Linked DNA regions of Mus musculus: region 1 is linked to region 2. The links are chromatin loops, found by intact Hi-C in ENCODE. Cell type or tissue: heart. All regions are shown on one strand.

Evidence for each region. Peaks named below come from ENCODE experiments on the same cell type or tissue, not always from the same donor. Only the 100,000 strongest peaks of a DNase experiment are listed, where the experiment ranks them.
Region 1: a loop joins it to region 2, with 1.8 times the contacts of the local background. A loop is called at or near these places in 1 of 42 quality-filtered maps.

What each region holds. Positions count from the first base shown.
Region 1 is chr5:107,994,595-108,002,594 of GRCm38, reverse strand. Gm42150 (a long non-coding RNA gene) reads left to right here. Exons shown (of 3, transcript XR_880537.1): 2 at 7,115-7,261. Among named protein-coding and RNA genes, the nearest start is that of Gm42150, 4.2 kb to the left of the region's middle. In heart, a CTCF peak has its summit at 1,414; DNase peaks (open chromatin) are centred at 1,254 and 4,624; H3K4me3 peaks cover 623 bases; H3K27ac peaks cover 456 bases.
Region 2 is chr5:107,785,726-107,793,725 of GRCm38, reverse strand. Evi5 (ecotropic viral integration site 5) reads left to right here. Exons shown (of 20, transcript NM_001378824.1): 17 at 3,218-3,364; 18 at 5,432-5,527. Among named protein-coding and RNA genes, the nearest start is that of Ube2d2b, 40 kb to the left of the region's middle. In heart, a CTCF peak has its summit at 4,015 (motif pointing left); no DNase peak of the experiment used is centred here; H3K27ac peaks cover 673 bases.

The sequences.
Region 1 (8,000 bases), 210 kb before region 2:
AAGTTTATTTTGCAAAAAGTTTCATATGAAAATGTACATGACCCAATTCTACAGCACAATCAAACAGGCCCTTTGGGGAGGGATGTGGACGCCATTGCTGGACAGTGTCTACTCTTTCCAAGGCTTCTGACATGATGATGCCATTTCCCCACCTGACCACCGTTCCGATGTTATTCTGTTGCCTACCATTTGCAATCTCCACACGCTCATCAATCACAAGGTTCATAAAGGGATCAAAGCCCTGTGGCATTCCTTGTACGTGTCTGCCTCCGTTTAACTTCAATGATAACTTCTTGTCCATAAGTTTCTTCAGTTTGGGAGGGTGTGCTTTGACTCCTACAGCAGGCTCCACAGGACTGTGAAGGAGTGAGCGCTGCCTCACAAGTGCGCGTGCGCGGGGGAGGGGGGCAGGGGGGGCAGGCTTGGCGCTGATTGAAGCCCTATCTTCTTCATTCATTTTTTTGCCTCTTAGGGGACAGCCTCAGGAGCTTCTCATCACCTCCTCAGCCACACACAACACCTGCTGCCCTTTCCCAGATCCCGATTCTTGCTTCATTTTTTTCTGGACACCGAAGTCTTGTAATAGATTTGGTCTTCCCTGAAAAAATGAGTCACAGTTGTGCCTATTCAGAAGTTTAGAAGTAAATTTTAGATACTTAGGTATTAGTATACTATATTAAAGATTATATTGTATTTATTATGTGCGGTACCATGTGCCACCGTGTGCATGTGGAGCTCAGAGCATAGGACAGCTTGTGCAGCTTGTGAGAATCAGTTCTCTCCTACCATGTAGATCCCAAGGACTGAATCCTCAGAACATGTGTGTTAGATTTCTGATGCTTTTTTTTTTTCCCCTTTTCTTCTTCTTCTTGTTTTTTTTTTTTTTTTTTTTTTTTTTTTTTTTTTTTTTTTTTGGTTTTTCAAAACAGGGTTTCTCTGTGTAGTTCTGGCTGTCCTGGAACTCACTTTGTAGACCAGGCTGGCCTCGAACTCAGAAATCCGCCTGCCTCTGCCTCCCGAGTGCTGGGATTAAAGGCGAGCGCCACCAACGCCCGGCTCTCTTTCTTTTTTTAAGACAGGGTTTCACTGTGTAGCTCAGGCTGTCGTGTAATTAATTCACTCTGTAGATCAGGCTGCCCCGAACGTAGAAAAAATATGCTTACCTCTGCCTTCCAAGTGCTAGTATTAAAGGTGTGTACCTCTACCACCTGATTCTGATGCATCTTCAAGAGATGCAAAGGCAGAAAAAGAGAAGCACGTCTGGCCTTACGCAGACGGAAACATGTTTATTGACTACACACCGAGGGAGCATAAATCTCACTACGGGAAACTGAGCCATATATCAAATACCATACACGTGGAGGAGAGAATGCTTAAAAGGGCGCGGGAGAGGAGAAACAGCGACCTTTATAAGGGAGTAAAATTTACTGCATTACATTTCCTTCCATAGTCCCGCCCTTCCGGCCGCAAGGGACGCTGGAAAGTGTAGTCTTTTTTTTTTTTTTTTTTTTTTTTTAAACAGGAACCTATCAATCAGGCTTGACAGCAAGCACTTTTAACCATTGAGGCATCTTTCCAGTCCAAGATGATATGTTCTTAACCCTAGGTATTACTGTTAGCACTGAGGGAATAAGGCACAGCTCCACTCTGTTATCCTTAGCATCCAGAGGCGCTCCCTTGATTGTTCTGGAACTTAGAAAAGAATTTCAGGACTAGTGAGTGTGACACAGACCTGGGATTTTATTAAAGTTAGAAAGAAAGACAGCCCTGAAAAAAAATAAAAGCACACCTAAGGGCGAGGACATGGTCTTCTTAAAGAAAAGCTGCAGAAAGCACGACATACCCAAATGTGACTCCGCAAGGGAGAGTCCCAGCCCAGCATGGTGAACTATCGATATTGTACAATGTCACGGTTTTTAGCCAGGAGCCCTCGGGACTGCAGAAGCGGTAAAAGGAGTTTTAAGTGAGATTTCTAGAAAATGGCAGGTTTACAACTGGAAAGGGAGGAAGGCCTTAAGCCATTGTTAACTGTGTGGGAGAATTCAGCTGCTAAAAGGAAGCTTCAGCCACACTCTGGGGTCAAGGGCCCCTTTCCCTTCGCATGTTCCTATAATTTTCTCTTTCTATCCATGCCTCATTATCTTTCCTACCTTTTAACTTTTCCCTTTGCCAAATATCTTCATTTCTTCTTCCTCTTCCTCTTCTTCTTCTCTCCTCCTCCTCCTTCCTCTCCTCTTCTCCTTCTCCTCCCCCTCTGTCTCCCTTCCCCTCCCTCTCCCTCTATTAATAACATGCCTGTGTGTATATATATATGTGTGTATAGATGAAGAAAAACAACTTTTGGAAGTCACGACTCTCCTTCCATTTTAATGTAGACTCCAGGGATTGAACTCATGCCATCAAGCTTGCTTGGTGAATGCTTTTCCTAGGTGGGCCATCTTACCATCCCTAGTTTAACTTTTAAAGGTTTTGTTCTATTAATTTAACACATTAATTATGCATATCAAATAGATGTAGCAGTAGCATGATATTCTCCTGTTTCTCTCCCAAGTGCTAAGATCACAGCTCTACATAGCAATGTTCTCTCTCTCTCTCTCTCTCTCTCTCTCTCTCTCTCTCTCTCTCTCTCTCTCTCTCTCTCTCTCTCTCTCTCTCTCTCTCTGCCAGGTGTTACATTATAGCCCAGGCCAGCCATTAACTTGCAGCAATCCTCCCACCTCAGCCTCCCAAGGGCTGGAAGTACAAGTGTGAATCATTACATCCAGGTGACTTTTTTTTTTAAAGTCAGGGATGAAACATTTATGTTTAATAAACATAAATGCTGTGTAATAACATTTATAAGACCATGATTATTTCCCCAGCACCCAAAAACCACAAGTCAAATTGTGTATCATGACAGGACAATCTCAGGTGCAAACTGTTCTGTGATCAAAAACTTATGAGAACAACGTCTCATCCTCAGGACAGCTGGTAGAATATCTGTAGTATGTGAGACACTATATATATGATAGAAATGGAATCCAGAATTTGTGCGTGCCAGGAAGTGCTTCTCTACTAAAATTAATCCCCAGACACTCTCAGATACAACCTGGGATTTAAATATCACACTAGTTTAGAGAAGCAAAAACTAGAAATCGTGTAACTTATCTAAGGTTACTTAGTCAGAACCTCTAGAGCTGGGCTCCAAGCTGAGGTAATGGGATCCACATTCATTTAAAGAACCCTTGGGCTAGAGAGATGCTTCTGCACTGATTCTATTTTGGTTAAAAGTACTGGCTTCCAGAGGTCCTGAGTTCAATTCCCAACACCCACATGGTGACTCACAACTATCTATAATGTGATATAATCCCCTATGCTGGCATGCAGGTGTATATGCAGATAGAACACTCATACATGAAATAATAAATCTTGGGGGGTGGGGGGAAGATTCCTCACCACAGGGCACCTCAGGGACACTGTTGGTTGACCAGAGCTGTCAGAGTTTACAGCAGGGAAAGGGTTAGGAGGGAAAGATGGGATGCATCAATCTTTATTCATGAATCCAATGGTAAAGGAATATTTCCTTGTAAACAAATGTTCCCGCTTTTGCTATCAATTCTTGCAGGTAAAGCAGGAATAGAATGTAATTTACCTATCAGATAATGTTAAGTTTTTGAGATAGGCGTGATGATTCCCACCTGTAATCCCAACATTGCAGAGGCAGGGGGATTACTGAAAGTTTGACAGCATTGGTCTACCCAGTAAGTCCCAGGCCAGCCTGGGATTCAGCCTAAGACATTGTTTCAAAAGACCAAACAAATGGAATTGTCTTAGTTAGGGTTTTACTGCTGTGAACAGACACCATGACCAAGGCAAGTCTTATAAAAACAACATTTAATTGGGGCTGGCTTACAGGTTCAGAGGTTAAGTCCATTATCATCAAGGTGGGAGCATGGCAGTATCCAGGCAGGCATGGCGCAGGAAGAGCTGAGAGTTCTACATCTTCATTCAAAGGCTGCTAGTGGAAGACTGACTTCCAGGCAACTAGGGTGAGGGTCTTAAGCCCACGCCCATAGTGATACACCTATTCCAACAAGGCCACACCTCCAAATGGTGCCACTCCCTGGCCCAAGAATATACAAATCATCACAGGAATATAGACCTTTACCCTAGGGTGGATGAAATGACAAGCTCTCTAGCTTAAAGGAAGGAAGTAGACCTTGAGCTCCTCTACTCTGTGAGACGAGAGATTGCTTCCCCAGATGGCCTAAAGAGGGGTAGTGCTCTGTGAAATTCCTGCTTCACAGGAGGAGGAATGTCACCAGACTTTCGAACTATATGACTTTGTTAGTTTTCAAGAGGGAGAATATAACATTGTACCAGCTGTCCCTACTTCTGTTTCAATATAAAAGACACCTCTGGAACAAAACCAGACCCAGAGAGGGATCCACTAGTATGTCCTCCCCACTGATAAGTCCTTACTTGGTGTGGGATTAAGAAGCAAGCCGTCCTGTCAGGCTGAGTCAATGGGCAGGATCTATTTCCAGTTCTCAACTTGTCCCCAGATGCTCGGAGTCTCTTGCCAAAATAGAATCAGTGCAGAAGCATCTGCTGGTCCCGATTAAGAACTTTATAGTACCCAGGGAGAGAGAGAGCAGCGGACACTGCCCAAAAGTGAAGGAAATTGGCAGCTCTCATGTTGTGTAGCCAAACCATTTGTTAGCAGTAGGAAAAGGAAAGGCCAGTCCAGAGCAACCCATGTCCCTTACGCAAGAGTGAACGTTATTTCCAGACACTGTTTCGCCTGAGAATGAGGACTTCCTTGGGGAATTCTCTGCCTGGTACTTGACCTCCACAGCTCTGACCTCTTGCTGAGACTACTCACAGACAGGAGAGAAAGAGAGAAAGAGAGAAAGAGAGAAAGAGAGAAAGAGAGAAAGAGAGAAAGAGAGAAAGAGAGAAAGAGAGAAAGAGAGAAAGAGAGAAAGAGAGAAAGAGAGAAAGAGAGAAAGAGAGAAAGAAAGAAAGAAAGGAAGGAAGGAAGGAAGAAAGAAAGAAAGAAAGAAAGAAAGAAAGAAAGAAAGAAAGAAAGAAAGAAAGAAAGAAGAGCTGTGGGAGCCTGCAAAGGAAAGGAGCTCCTGACCCCAAAGCCTGGCTAAAGCCTCCTCCATCTGAGAAGGAAAAAAAAATCACAGCACAATTGGCAAATGTGTGAGGCCTTCCTCCCTTCCTGTCTACAGACCGGCAATTTTCTTAAAACCTCACCAGAAAATACTTTACAAGGAAAGGACATATACAAAGTCTTGTACAGCCCTGTCAGGTTCCGGTTTTACTTTATCAGATAAAATCCATCCAAGACCATTGGAGTCATGGATAACCTCACCTATCAAAAAGTAAAAAGAGGGCCCAGGAAGTAAAGACTCTCCAGCAAGCCTGATGACCTAGGTGTGATTCCTGGGTCCCAAAGGGTGGAAGGAAAGAGCAGACTTTCACTAGGTACCTTCTGGTACATGAGTGTGCCCTGGTGCACATGTGCATACATACACACAAAGCAAAGAAATTAAACGTAAAGGAAAAATAACCTTTAAAAGTGTTTTTAAAAAGAAAAAGAAAGGGCTGGAGAGATGGCTCAGCCGCTAAGTGCACTTACTGCTCTTCCAGAGGTCCTGAGTTCAAATCCCAGCAAGCACATGGTGGCTCACAACCATCTGTAATGGGATCAGGTGCCCTCTTCTAATGTGTCTAAAGACAGCTACCTTGTACTTACATAATAATAAATCTTTAAAAAAAAAAAAAGAAAGAAAGAGAGAAAAGAAAAACAAAACCAAAAACATCTGTTTACAGCCTTTTGATAACGGCAACTCCTCTTTGAGGGGTCCACACCCATGCTCATGGGTGTGGTTCCTGTCTTGGTGCCTTTCTTTCTATTAAAAGAAAAGATTATTTTATTTTATTATTTTTAAAAAATACTTTTATTTATGTTTATGCATCTGTGAGAGTGAATGGCACGTTTTGGTGGGTGCCTACCGAGGTCAGGAGAAGGTATCAGATCCCCTGGAGTTGGAGTTAATAGGCAGTTGTGAACTGCTCAGTGCAGATGCTGGGACTGAACTGGTTCTCTACAAGAGCAGCAAGCACTCTTACCTAAGGAGCCGTCTCTCAAGCCTTCTGTTTCTATTTTGTTCCGTTTTGCTGAGACTGGATAGCTCTGGCTGGCCTGGAACTTCCTATGCAGACCAGGTGGCCTCAGGCTCACAGAGATCTGCCCATCTCTGCTTCATGAGTGCTGGGATGAAAGGCTCTTGGCCTCCTAGTCTCTCTGGTCACTGTCTGTGTGCCTAACCTTCCACACATGCATTAGGTAGATCTTTTGTTTCTAGATGATTCTTCCTATCATTGGCTCTTGAGTGCTTGTTCTATGATGTAAGCTATACTGAAGACTAAACAAGGGCCTCATGCATGCCAGGCAAGGCTCTGTCTGCACTGAGTCACATCCGCAGAGGGATGTGTCCTCTTGACTAATTTACCAGGCTGGCCCAATGCCTAGCCATGACGATTAGTGATACAGTGATATACCCTGCTTCCTTGGTTTTTGGTTTTTGTGTGTTTGTTTTGTTTTTTGTTTTTGTTTTTGTTTTCCCCTCAGGATTTCTCTGTGTAGCCCTGACTGTTTCAAGACTTGCTCTACATACCAGGCTAGTCTCGAACTCCAAGATCCATCTGCCTCTGCCTCCTGTGTGCTGGAATCAAAGGTGTGCACTACCACACCTGACTACATAAGTTGTTCAAAGGGATCCTAAGAGGACTCTCCACTTTTTTTTTCTGTAAGGAGATTATACAGGCTGATAAGGCCACAAAGGTCAAAGAAACTCTTGCTATACTGAGCCATATGGAGGTTAAACACTTTTTATTATTCTCTGACTGTATTATTCTCTATTCATATATATATATATATATATATATATATATATATGAAAATATATACACTGTATTATTCTCTATTTCATATATGTATATACTGTATTTTTGTCATTGCACCCCATTACTTCCTCATCACTCTGCCTCTTGCACTGGACCCCTTCTTCTTTCCCAAGTGCCCATCCTAATGTCACATCTTTCATTTGTGACCCACTAGGTTTATTAGAGATGCTTGAATGTACACGGGAAAGTTTTTTTGCTGGTGCACAGGCAACTTGAAAGTGGCTACACTACTGAAGAAAATGAGTTGAGGTGCTGTTGAAGAGATGGTCACAGATGCTCCCTATGAAACACAAGCACCCAGGTGAATGCTGTGGCATGGTAGTGAACTCACTGTGGGAAACAGACGAGAGCTTCACTGGGGCTTGCTGCCCATGTGTGCCAACTGTAAGACACTCTCAGGAGTTGGTTTTCTCCTACTACCTTATGGGTTCTAGGGATCAAACTCAGGTAAGTAGGCTTATTTGGCAAGAGCCTGTCTCTACTGTGTCATCTTGCCAGCCAAAGACCCAATTTCAAAAAAAATTTTCCCCTATCTTTTTATCCTACCTCAGAATCAGTACTGAACACATTCATTAGCATGAGGCTGGATCTTGGGATTTTTGGCGTGAGCAGGCATGTTTAAGATTTCATATCAGGATAAAGTTCATAAAGCTGTTGTCAGTGAAGGGCACAAGGGCAGCAGCTAGCCAGGCTCAAGCTGACACAGAACCATCAAATTCAGGGAGAGATGCTGTGGGACTCAAACTGGTGGTCGAGAGCTGGTAACTGTTTGAGGATTGTTGGGTCTATAACCTAACAGGACAGGGCCCCAAATTCAGAGATCAAATGAACTGTGTAGGTCATTGGAAATTCAATTCTAAAACAGAGACCAGAACAAAGTCTAGTTATGACAATAGGTGTAGTGGCACATACCTTTAACCCTAGTACTGAGTGGCGATTCTCTGTGAGTTTAAAGCCAGCCTGCTCTACACAGCAAGTTCTAGGCCAGCCAGGGCTACAAAGTAAGTCCCAGTCTCAAAAAAAAAAAAAACCAACAAAAC
Region 2 (8,000 bases):
CCAAGAAAGATTGGTTATCTTGAAACAGACATCCATAGTATGGGGAAGGGGCTAGATAGCAGCAATTGGGTATCTTGTATAGGGCAATAAATAACTAAGGTAAATAGTTTTTGTGCCTAGCAATGGGTACATATTTCCCTCTGCCAGGCCTTTCATGTGGCAAGTTTGAGTTAATACTGTCAGATGGGCTGAGCTGAGTTTTGCTCTGTGGTTATGCGAAGTGCACTTCAGGGTTCAAATTCCTTTGGCATTACCTCATTTTCAGAACGAGGGCTGGTTTCCCAGACAGCTTTTGTCCTGTCTGTATTCTGTGTCATATCCTAGAGTCGGGACTGGAGTCAGCAGTATTCCTCTATTACTGTTGCAAGGAATTAGAGGGGCAAGGGTGTTTTCTGATAATCCTCAGCCTTAGCCTCCATTTTGTTTTTGTATCAGAGGTATTTGGAAATAATTGCCTGGTTAAATGTATTCTAAAGGCAGTAATTATATCTTGATTTTGAACAGGCCCTCAGAAGAACTTGCTGCGTTCATGCATGTTACATATTATTTCGTACACAGCTTGTAAGCCTCTGGGTGATTGGGTGCCGCTGTGGTCGTCTGTGCTCAGTGTTCATTTGATTTGGTCTTTCTAATCTTCTGTTTATTCTGACTGCTGCATCTTTCCTTCCTTTCCTTCCTTCCCCTTCCCCTCTTCCTTCTTTGTTGCCCAGGCTGGCCTCAAACTCATGATCCATGCAATAGCTAGGATTATAGGTGTGTGTATCATTCCACTTGGCTTTCTCTGACTTCCTGAAATTGAGGTTGCCTTTATTCTTATACGAGCACTTAATTGAGTAAAGTTTTGTAGGCTGAAAACAATCTCTAAAGCATTACATATTTGCTGGAAAGTGCCTTCATTCTCTTTCCTTCATATATACTGTGTTTTCCTTGACTTGCATATTTCGTTAGCACTCTGAACCTCTTCTTACTTTGGGTCATGGTTTCACCAAGTCACGTGGACTTGCCTTGACTTCACAGCATAGTCCAAGTTGGCTTGGAATTTGTGATCCTCTTGTCTCAGCCTCCTGAGTAGCTGGGAATATAACCTTACCTAACTAGGCCTAGACTTTGCCCACTTTTTTTTTCTTTTCTTTTCTTTTCTTTTCTTTTCTTTTTTTTTTTTTTTTTTTTTTTTTTTGTGGCAGGCAGGGGAAGAATAAAATTTTCTCAAATATTAATGGACCTTAACATGGCTTTTTAAAAATGCTGAAAAATTGGACCTTCTTTTATTTTCTGTGTCTTATACATTCTTTTTCAACACTAATATTTTTCAGTATTCATGCCTAATCTTATATTTAATCCTTTCATTGTGTGTGTTATGAATATGTACATATTTGTATATGTTTGGGTGTGAGTATGGAGGCCAGAGGTTGACTTGGGGTGTCTTCCTGGATCACTGTTCATGTTATTTTTTGGGACAGGTCTCCCTTTGAACCTAGAGTTCATTTATTGGCTAGGATAGGTGCCAATGAGCTCTAGAGGTCGTTATCTCTGTCTTCCCTTGCTGTTTGCACCCCAGTGTTGGGGTTACAGATATGTGCCACTATGCCCATCTTTTATGCTGGGTGTTAGAGATGAAAACTGAAGTCTTTGTGGCCATACACGACAAGCATTTAACTTACTGAGGTGTTGCTCCAGCCCTCATTGGATTCCTAGTATCAGCAGTTATATTGGTTTTTAGAAATTTTATTTGATTAGTTTTTAAATTTGCAAAATTTCAGAGACATGATGACACACCTTTATTATCTTTTAAAAGACTTATTTATTATATGTATATGAGCACACTGTAGTTGTCTTCAGACACACCAGAAGGGGGCATCAGATCCCATTACAGATGGTTGTGAGCCACCATGTGGTTGCTGGGAATTGAACTCAGCTCCTCTGGTAGAGCAGCGACTGCTCTCAACCACTGAGCTATGTCTCCAGCCTGGTGACACACATTTATAATTACAACATTCAGCAGGGAAAACCAGAATGGTTATGAGTACCAGACTAACCCAGCTACATACTAAGACAGTAGCTCAAAAATTAAAGTATTTTTGGCCAAATTCACTGTTCCACCTCCCCCTGCTCTGACTTTGAAGTGGCACTGTGTTCTTCAGGGTGGCCTTGATCTTGGGTCTCAAGTGCTGAGGTTTTGGGCCTGCCCTGCTCTGCCACTTCTGCACGGCCTCTCATGGCTCCTCTTCTTAGTATGCTTTTCTTCTTCCCTTTATATCTTTAATAATTTAAGCATTTATTTTATTTGAAGTCATAAAATTACCTCACTATGAGAAATTATTAGAATATACTCTTCTTTTTTGTCATGCACTGTTCTCACGCACAATTAAGTCTTAAGTTGTGGTTTTGTATTTCATTGTTGGAAAATTCTTTGCAGCCGTGTTGAAGGAACATCCCTCTGAAATAGAGTTATGTGCTTCAGTGGTAGCTCATAAGACAAAGCTTATAGATTTTTTTTTTGTATAAATGATATATTGAGGTCTAGAATTTTTAGTATTTCTAGCATTTTGAAGCAGGATCTCATGTAGCCCAGGCTAACCTCAAACTCACTACAAAGACAAAGCTGGTCTAGTACTCCTGACCTTCTTGCATCTACCTTCTAAATACTGGGATTGCAGGTGTGGGCAACAATGCCTGGCTAATGTGTTGGTTAAGAGTTTGTAATATTCTTTCGGAGAATTCAGGTCTTTTTCTTTTAAAGATTTTTCTTTTCTTTTTTCTTTTCTTTTCTTTTCTTTTCTTTTCTTTTCCTTTCTCTCTCTCTCTCTCTCTCTCTCTCTCTCTCTCTCTCTCTTTCTTTTTGTTTTTTTGGTTTTTTTTTGTTTTGTTTTGTTTTTTTTTGAGGTCTATATAGAATGGGATGTCCTCAGATTCACTGTGTAGCCCAGGCTGTCCTTAAACTCTTACTGAACATCCTTCCTCATCCTTTCAATTACAGGAACTACATATGCCACACAATTGGCGGAGGATTATTATACTAAAATTATACTAATATAATAATATAATTAAGTAATTTAAATAAGTAATATATAAAAAGCTGTTGTATATCTTTCTTCCATTTTAGTACACATTTTAAGTAACTTTTTATAAGGCTGTTGAAGTATAAGATGGACAGATAAAAAATTATTAAAAATTTCCATCCTTTATCTATAGTGTGTCTATTTGCATTTCTCACTAGAACCAGATCAATAGTAACCAACTTCGAAGAGCGGAGCAAGAGGTGAACAGTCTGCAGGAGAAGGTGTGCTCGCTGTCTGTGAAGAACAAGGGCTTGCTTGCCCAGTTAAGTGAGGCAAAGCGCAGACAGGCAGAGATTGAATGCAAGGTGAGTGTCAGTGCAGTAGGGCTTTATACATTTATCAGGATTGGGTTTTGTGGTTTTGTTTTGTTTGTTTTTGAAAACAGACTTTGAATATATAGCCCTGGCTAGCCTGGATTTTGCTTTATAGACCAAACTGGCTTCAAAATCCCATTGATTCTTTTACCTCTGTCTCTTATTGCTGGGATCACAGGCATGTGCCACACCCAGAGTAAATTTTCCTTCTTTTTTCCTGGTCTTGTTTTAGTGGTTGTTCTCAGACAAGGTTAGCTCATTTTGTTCAGAGGGTAAGTTTCAGGGAGGAAACCTCAGTTTTAACCTTAACCTTGATTAAGTTAATGTCTTAACTAATGCTCCTTTGTGATGTGCCTTTTGAGGGTTAGCCCTTTAAAATGCAGCTTGTAATGGCTCACCTGAAAATGCAGGTAATTGCAGAGGTTGAAGTTCCTCCCTTGACTCATCATATTAGCAGGCAGGCAGTCACAACTAATGTTTTTGTGTAACAGAGAGAGCAGGAGAAATGTATGTGCGCAAGTGGGTTAAGAAAAATGAGCACAATTTCTGTTAAGCTTTCAAAATAAATTGCATTAAAATAAATTCCTTTTTTATGAAAGGAACTTAAGTAGCTTTAGGTAATGAGGACAGTTGGCTGGCGCCATCAAGTGGAGAACAGCACGGACACACACGCACAAGTGTGTGTGAAAATCACTAAAGAGATGCATGCCATCTGAGGCCTAGTGCGGATTCCTGAAGGGAAGTTGTGAAACTTTTAACAGAAAGTACTAATCTCCTTAGCAGATGGTAGGTCTCATATATGCAAGCTTTATTATTCTATGAAAAATAAGACTTTCAGTGGCACATATAAAGCTGTAATTCCATCAACTCGTCCTGGTGTCATTAAAACCAAGAGTGAAGCTTGAGTGGTTTATCAGTGTCATTGAAATCCAGAGATGAAATTACATCCTAATCAATATTCATGGCCGTTAGAATTTAGACTGAAGAAATCTGTAGGCAGCAGTAGAATTGTACTAACTTGAAGAATTGACCCTTTCTAAATTGCAACTGGATTCATTTAGAAATAAGGTAGTGCACAGTGAGGTTACGTCCCTGTGACTTGTCACAGTGGTAGCTGGCAGACCGTAATGCCACATTGCCCTTGCCGATTCATCATTAACAGAGTATTAAATTTAATTTTCTCTATATGGATGTCAGTTTTCTTTAAACATTTTGGTAACAGTGTTTCTGAATTTAATATTGTTTTAGCACCTGTTAGCAAAATAAAAAAAAATGTTCAGTTATGAAGATACTTGTTTTGAATTTTTCTAAGTAATGAATAAAGACTCAGAAAAGGAGACTCGGCAGATGGATACAGGATTTTTTTCTTAGTTTTTATTTGTTCATCTTTGCCTTGTGAAGTACACTGAGGACACTAGCTCTGATATACCCTTGTGTGCGAGCTCTAAGTTGATTCAGCCTTCTCTATTGCCTTTTGCAGATCTTGGAATTAATGTTAGTGTATTAATTGTCATTCTGACACCCAGTAACCTGTTTATTTCCCTTGTTAAAGTGTAACAATTCCATAAGAACTGTAACTTTTCAAGGAAGCCAGTCCCTTAGTTATATAGGTAGATTCATTTTCATTAAGGTTTTTTGTGATTAAGGCTTATGATTTGTCTTTGAGTAATCTTTAAAGCTCATTTTTCACTTATATAAAGTATCTGGATAGTATTTGTATTAACATTATTTTCACTCTACTCGAATATCAAAATTAATTTGAATATTCTCACTTTAAATAGTAAAAGCCTATAATTCCCAGTTTTACAATCCCGAACACCTGAATCACAAAAGTTTTTTCTTAAATTTTACACAGGTTCATTTGGAGGCAGAACCTGATCTGAATTGATAAATGGCCACTTCTAAGTTGTTTTTGTCCTGTTTGTTGTGGTTGTTTATACCAGGCTGCTCAGACACTGCTGGGTAATGCTAATGTGCAGTTTATACACCTTAATATTTTGAAAATGCTTGCTTTTTGAACTCACCTGTTTTGTTGCTGTGTCTTGTTTGCTGCTGTAGAACAAGGAGGAAGTCATGGCTGTGCGGCTCCGGGAAGCTGATAGCATCGCGGCCGTGGCTGAGCTGCAGCAGCACATTGCTGAGCTTGAAATCCAGGTATGTATGCTGTGGGAGTGCAGAGGTGGGCCTTCCTCTCTGTGTCTGCCTCCCTCCTGATGCCAATATTAGTCTGCTTCAGGATGCTTTTGTGTGTGCGGGGGGGGGGGGGGGGTGGGGGTGGGGGTGGGGGTGGGGTCATGTGGAGGCCAGAGATGGAAGCTGGACGTCTTCATTGCTGTTCACTTTATTTCCTGAGGGAGGGTCTCTTACTGGCATGGTTGGTCTTGCTAGCTAGCTTACCTCAGGGATCCCTTATCTCTGCCTTCTGACTGCTGGCATTGCAGGCAGCTACCATGCTTAGTTGACATTTATGTGGGTGCTGAGGAGCTGAACTCTGGTCCCCCTAGAGGTAAGTGGTAAGTGCTCTACCTATTGATTAATCTCCTCAGCCTTGGGGGCATTTTTATTTATACATAGCATAAAACTTTTAAGATTCACTATTCTGTGACATTAAGAACATGCATGCTGTTATATGACCACCAATGCCATCTAGAACTTCTTCATTTTCTGCATGAAACTCAGTGTGTCCATTAAATACTAACTTGACATTCCTTCCTTTCATAGCCCCTGGCATTCACCATTATAGTGTTAGTGTCTTTTCTCTCTGAATTTGACCACTCTAGGGATCTGTCCACATCATGATCTCATGATCTAGGGATCATGAGACATCTCTGACAGGCTCGTTTCCCTTAGCATGAAGTTCTTAGGTTCACTCATGCAGTGTATACTTTTTTTTAAAACTAAATGCATCCTTCATTGCATGTGCAGTATATTGTCTATTCTTTCATTTATCTACCTTTGCTGTTGTGAACAATGCTGCTATGGCCAGAGATGTGTAAATACCTGCCAGACATCCTGCACTCAGCTCTATGAATGCTCTACAACTACTGGGTTATATAAACAGTGCTTCTGTTTTTTTTTTTTTTTTTTTTTTTTTGGAATTGCAATGCTATTTTCTGTAAAACATATCATTCTTACATCCGTAATTTAGAGCACAAAAATTCCATTGTTTCTTCTGTTGGACACTTTTTTTTAAGATTTATTTTTTTACTTTATGTGTATAATGTTTGGCCTACATATCACAGAACCCACAAAAGAGTTTCAGATCCCTACAGATGGTTGTTTTTGATGCACAAAAGCTTTTAATTTTTTTGAAGTCCAAAATCTCAGCAAAGAACTTGGGTTTTGCTTTTGTTATAGTTCTCAGTCCATTTTTGAGTAACACTTTATAATGTCTCTGCACTGCCAGTTTTATTTAAAAAAAGATAATTTACTCCCATCACTTGTGAGGCTATAGTAGGAGATTACAAGTGCTGAATTTCTGCCCCACCCTAAAGTAATGTTGAGAATCCTACTTTCCCCCTTAAGGTCTAGTTTTATTTTGTTTTGTTTTACGTGTTTGAGTATTTTGCCTGTGTGTATATCTCTGAACCATGAGGCAGTCATAGCAGGGTATTGGGCCCCCTGAAATTGGAACTATAAATGGTTGTGAGTCACCATGTGGCTGCTGAATCTTGGTCCACTACAATAGTAATAAATACTCTTAACTGCTGAACCATGTCCTGCCCCGTGCCCCACTTTTATTTCTTTAATTTATAAACTAGGATAAAGAAGTTAGTTTCCTATATGAACTAGGATAAAGAAGTTAGTTTCCTATATGAACAAAGTATTACAGGGTTTGTTTGTCTGTTTGGTGTATTAGTTACACCAAACAGAGTTGGAGTTTTATCATCTAGAGAAGTCAGGGCCAGGCAGAGACTGAAGTGGAAGCCACTAAAGAACACCATGAACAGGGCTACTCCACGTAGCTTGCTCAGCCTGCTTTCTTAAAGCACTCAGGATCAACACTCACAATGAGCTGGGCCCTCCCATATCAATCATCAATCAAGAAAGTCTACCTGAGGCTTGTTCACAGGTAAATCTGGTGTGTGAGGTCTTTTCCCAATTGGGACTCCTTCCCAGATGTGGCCTTGTGTCAAGTTGACATAAAACTGGCTAGCATGTTAGTTTAAGGTTTGTTTGTTTGTTTGTTTGTTTTGGTTTTGGTTTTTTTTGAGACAGAGTCTCCATATATAGCCTAGGGTGCCCTGGAACTCACTATGTAGTGCATGCTGGCCCAGAATTCCCAGAAGTACTCCTTTCTCTGCATCTAGACTGCCGTGATTGCAGGTATGAGATACCATGCCTGGCTTGTAAATTAGTTACTTAAATTATACACAAATCTGTATGGACTTTTTCAAAAGATTGCCACCTGTCTTAGTTACTGTTCTAGTGCTCTGAGGAGACACCATGACCAAAGCATCTCATAAGAGAACATTAGTTGAGGGGTTAGTCAATGGTCATTATGGTGGGAAGAAAACAGGTGTAGTGCTAGAGCAGTAGCTGAGAACTTTACATCCTGATCCACAAACAGCAACCCCAGAGAGAAGAGACAGGGAGAATGAGTAGTCCTGACAGAGGCTTTTGAAAC